Linked DNA regions of Homo sapiens: region 2 is linked to region 1. Evidence: chromatin loops called from intact Hi-C (ENCODE). Cell type or tissue: dorsolateral prefrontal cortex. All regions are shown on one strand.

Region 1 (2,500 bases):
CAGGCCCACAGGGCCTGAGTAGTGACCAGGGAGAGCAGGCATCCCACCTCTGCACGTGCTGAGCCCCCTTTCTGTGCCAAGCCCTGGGCCACAGCAGCAAGCAGGACAAAGCCCCATCTTGTTCTCCTGCAGGAGACAGACATTTAACACATGAATGCGTCCATAAATAATCTGAGTCCAGCTAATGGTGGGTGCTGGGAGGAGACGAAGCTGGGTAGGGGAGTGACTGCTGCATAGACGAACTTCCGGGCACAGTGGTGGGAGTGCCGAGCAGTGCTGGGAGAGCTGTCGGGGAGGCGCAGGGTGGAGGGGGCTTTCCTCGGGAAGTGAGGCTGATCCGAAATCTGGCAGGGACTGGGAGGCCACCAGGCCCAGAGGAGACAGAAGATTCCAGGCAGGGGACTGATGTGCAAGGGCCCCGTGGCTGCAGAGCCAGGGAACATGAGGGCCTGGAAGACACCCGGTGAGGCTGCAGTGGGATGGGGATGGTGGATGCACAGTGCAGCTCAGAGCCACTCCTGGGGATGACCCTACCCGCCTGCAGGCCACTGAGACCCCGCATGAAGGGTCTCATAACGGGGGGAATGACACACCACTTGTGCATTTTGGAGATGACACTAGCTGCCAGGTAGAAGATGCATTGGTGGGGCAGAGGGCTTGTGTTAGCCACTGCAATGTGCAGGTGAGTGGCCATGAAGCTTGAGCCAGGGTGGAGACAGGAGACAAGAGGAATGGAGGGAAAGGCACTTGGGCAAGAGTGCCAGCAGGATCCGAGGTGGAAGGCCGGGGGTGTCCTGTGCCTCACATCCTTGCTTTGCCCCTGCCCCCTGACGGCTCTCTCTTCTCCTCCCAGGCCTGCGGGTGCGCGAGGTGCAGATCGAGGTGTCGCGGCAGCAGGTGGAGGAGCTCTTTGGGCTGGAGGATTACTGGTGCCAGTGCGTGGCCTGGAGCTCCGCGGGCACCACCAAGAGTCGCCGAGCCTACGTCCGCATCGCCTGTACGCCACCCTGACCCCCACCCTGTCCCTGCAGGAACCTTCCCCATCCCTGAGGATGCTGGAGAGGGAACTTCACATCTGTGGGGCCTCCTCCAGCATCCCTGGCTGAGGATGCCCACGGCAGAGACATCCCAGCACATGGATGCCAGCTCAGAGAGGGCTCCTAGACCCAGAACCTAGGCCTCTTTTCATCTACTTCTGTATAAAAGAAGCTGGCAGCTTCCTCCCCCATCCTGAGCCACTATATGCTTAGGATCCCAGAGTCAGGGAGGGAACCCTGTTCCCCCAAGTCTGCCTAGTGAGACCCCTCCTTTGGAGAAGAGGAAATTTCCCAGGCAAAGGCCAGGTGGGCCCATCAACAGTACCCTGGGTCTGCACTGCCACCCAGTGGCTACAGTGTAGCACATCAGGTTCTGATCCTGCCCGCACCTGACTGCCTTGGGACCCTCTCGCTTCTCCCAGACCTGCGCAAGAACTTCGATCAGGAGCCTCTGGGCAAGGAGGTGCCCCTGGACCATGAGGTTCTCCTGCAGTGCCGCCCGCCGGAGGGGGTGCCTGTGGCCGAGGTGAGCGGGGACGTAGGGACCACTGAGCACGGCCCTGTGGCCATGCCTGCAGAAGCCAGGCAGGCATGGTATTTACCACCAGCCATGGTGCTAGTCTCCCAGAGCCCTGCCCCTTTCGCAGATGAGATCGAGGCTTAGCACAGAGAAGAGAACTGTTACCTCTGTCGAACGCAGCAATGCCAGATCCCAGCTGGGTCTGCCACAGGCATAACCCCACGGGATGGGGTGGCTAAGGCAGAAATCCCCAGAACTCAGGGGCTCCTTAGGTAGACCTCCAGCTCAGTCTCTATCTCCTGCCCCACCCAGAACCCAAGGCCCCAGCTTTCTGGATGCGAAAGGATCCCATCATGCGTGTGTGTGAGTGTGTTCTCCCCCACGAGCTGATCACCCCTTCCTGAAACCACAGTCTTTGGATTGCTGTCCTCTCTCGCCATCCTTACCTATGTTCCAGACATACTCCCTGCACTGGTGGTCCAGGGATTAGAGCTGCATCTCAGCTTTGCCCAGCAGAGTGGACGGCTGGGGCAGTCAGGACCCTGACTTCCAGCCTGGGATCAGCCCTCTCTGATCCCAAAACCATGCACTCATCATTCAGCCTCTCCCAGCCCAAACCCTCCTCTGCGTAGTGGGCTCAGACAAATACCCCTGGCCCATATATGCTAGGCACTTAGCACGCTGGTCTCTGCAACAACCCTGCAAAGTGGATGTTACCATTCCATCCCACAGCAAGGAAGCAGGGCTGGGAGGGGCCCAGTGGCCACCTAGGGTGAGGCAGCTGGTGAGTGGCAGAGCTGGGGTTTGGACCCAGGTCTGCCAGACCCGGGGACCTTCTTCGTATCACCTCCCAGGCTTTTCTTCCTGGCTAGCAGAGCTGGGAGGAGTTAATGATGAAGACAGATACTCCTGGCTAGCACCTATTTAGTTAGTTTAACTCAAC
Region 2 (2,500 bases), 740 kb before region 1:
GTATTCACTTCTGTTCCTCTCTGGCCCATTGAATCTGATTGGCTTCTGGAACAGAGGCCGGTGCTGAGTGGGAGGGGCAGTGGTGGGAGCCGGTGGGTAGGGGGTGAGGATTCCATGGTGCTGAGAGAGGGCTATATGTACCAGCCATGTGTTCCCCACTGCTGGCCAGCAATTCTCAGAAACAGCTCTTGCCTGTGGCCCCTGCAGAGGGGGCCTGCCCCAAGCCAGCCCTATGCTCGGCTGTAGCTGTGCACACATTGGGGAAATGACTGATTGGGCCCAGCTTTTGCTCAGGGTCATGGATCAGGCCCTGATTGGGGCAAAGGGTGGATGCCTAGCTGGAAGGCAGGGCAAGGCATCTGGGGTCAATCTGGGTCTAAGATCAGAGGTCATTTGGGAGGGGAGTTTGGAGAGATAAAGAGGCTGCCAGGCCAGGGGAAGAGTGGCTCACACCTGTAATCCCAGCACTTTGGGAGACTCAGGCAGGAGGATCACTTGAGGCTAGGAGTTTGAGACCTCCCTGGGCAACATAGCAAGACCTTGTCTCTACCAAAAAAAAAAAAAAAAAAAAAAGGTCTGTTAAATGTGGGGAGGGGAAGGTGGTTAAGGAGTTTCAGAAGACGGACTTTGGTGAATTTAGGAAGAACTGTTTTCTTCAGGGCCACAGTTAGATTGGGTCCTGAGTCTCCTTTTGAGTTACCTTTGGGTCCCACTCACAATGGTCTTTTGGCAGCAATGAGCTAAGAAGCTAAGTTCCTCCCACTTTCAGAGGATGCTGAGAGGGCTGAGAATGGAAGCTTCCAGTTCAGTCTGGAAGCTGGAGGCCCAATAGTTGAAAAAGGATGCCTGCTTCAGAGCATCTTAGACCTTCCATCCCATGCTGGCCAGGCTCTGTTAGAGAGCCCCTACCTCCCTGACTCCTGAAGCTGATAGGCCCCCCTTCCTCTGAGCTCTGCAGCCCTCGATGTCCACTGCGAGGCACCCAGAGGGCGGAGCAGGGAGCGTGACAGGGCCTGAGCCGTGGGGAGACAGGAGGGCTCCCCCAGAGCTGGCCTGGAGCAGTGTCCTCAGAGACAGCCTGGGAAGGCGCATCAGGTGGGAGGGGATGCATGGCAAAGGCCAGGGGGCCGAAAGGTGCAAAACGAGTTTAGAGGCAGCAAAGGTGGTTCGGTGCCCGCATCTGATGACACAGAAGTTATTGGAGATGAGTTGGTATGGGTGAGTTGGCACTCCTCCCTGGACATTGGAGAGGGAAGGGTAGTTGGGGCTGCTAGAGGTGACTGCTTGACTCTGTTGGCATTGGAGAAGGAAGGTGGCTGGGGCTGTTAGAGGTGGTCACTCTGGCTGCCTTCTGGATGTGAAGTGTTTTTTAATGAGAGAGGAAGCAGAGCCAGCTAGGATTCTTACCCGCTCCCACCAGGTCACCCACCCCCTTTCCAAAGGCCAGGTTGGTCGTGACCTCTGCAGTGGGAGGACACAGATCCCTGAGCCCCAAGGCCCCTTGGAGGGCCCAGAGGCAAGATGTAGAGTCATTCTGGGATATGGCCACCAGGTGGTGCCAGTGACCTACCTGGCCAAATTCTTAGAGGCACTGAAGAGCAGAGGGACTGAGAGGAGACACCCTCTAGTTCAGGGGCTTGCACCCCACATGTCCAAGAGATCTGAGAGCTTTAAACCATGCTGTGGCAGAGCTCCATCCCTAGAGAGTCTGATTTAGTTGGTAGGGGTGTCTTGGCCAGGGCACGGGTCTTGTTTTTGAAGTCTCCCAGGTGATTCCAACACACAGCCAAGGCTGAGAGCCACATATTCTAAGCAGCGGCCCCCAGCTTTAGTGGGCTTCAGAATCACATGTTAGACTTGTTAAAATGCAGGCTGCTGGGCCCCACTCTGGAGCTTCTGATTCTGTAGGTCTGGAGGTCTAACACACTCCCAGATGATACTGATGCTGGCGGGGACCACACTAGGGGATGTATACAATTCACGATGTATACAATTCATGTGCCATGCAATTCACTTATTTATGGTGCACGAGTCCCTGGTTTTTAGTACATTCATAGAGTTGTGCATCCAGCACCACATCAAGTTTAGAACATTTTTCATCACCCTAAAAAGAAACCTCACACCCGCTAGCAATCGCTTCCCCTCCCCCACCATCTGGCAGCCACTGATCTTTCTGCCTCTGTGGATTTGCATGGTCTGGCCATTTCGTATAAGTGGAATCATACACCATGTGGTCCTTTGTGTCTGGCTTCTTTCACTTAGCATAATGTTTGAAGGTTTATCCGTGTTGTAGCATGTATTATTACTGCATTTGTATGGCTGAATAATATTCCATTGTATAGACATATCCCATTATGTCTGTCTGTTTATCAGCTGATGGACATTTGGTTTGTTGTAGAACTTTTTGGCTATTATGAATAATGTTGCTGTGAAAATTCATGTACAAGTTTTTGTGTGAACGTATGTTTTCATTTCTCTTGGTTATATACCTAGGAGTGGA

Evidence for each region. A loop is a pair of places that touch in the nucleus more often than their neighbours do. Peaks named below come from ENCODE experiments on the same cell type or tissue, not always from the same donor. Only the 100,000 strongest peaks of a DNase experiment are listed, where the experiment ranks them.
Region 2: it touches region 1 in a loop (2.8-fold over the local background); 7 of 110 quality-filtered maps call a loop at or near these places.

The regions. Positions count from the first base shown.
Region 1 is chr10:71,283,867-71,286,366 of GRCh38, forward strand. It overlaps UNC5B (unc-5 netrin receptor B), which reads left to right. Exons shown (of 17, transcript NM_170744.5): 3 at 854-997; 4 at 1,460-1,563. Among named protein-coding and RNA genes, the nearest start is that of SLC29A3, 34 kb to the right of the region's middle. RefSeq lists enhancers at 1,102-1,603, 1,538-1,607, 1,604-2,103. In dorsolateral prefrontal cortex, CTCF peaks have their summits at 1,397 (motif pointing left) and 1,596; a DNase peak (open chromatin) is centred at 1,385; H3K27ac peaks cover 457 bases.
Region 2 is chr10:70,548,496-70,550,995 of GRCh38, forward strand. The region is part of intron 18 of PALD1 (phosphatase domain containing paladin 1); the gene reads left to right. Among named protein-coding and RNA genes, the nearest start is that of PRF1, 53 kb to the right of the region's middle. In dorsolateral prefrontal cortex, CTCF peaks have their summits at 1,547 (motif pointing right) and 1,754; a DNase peak (open chromatin) is centred at 1,546.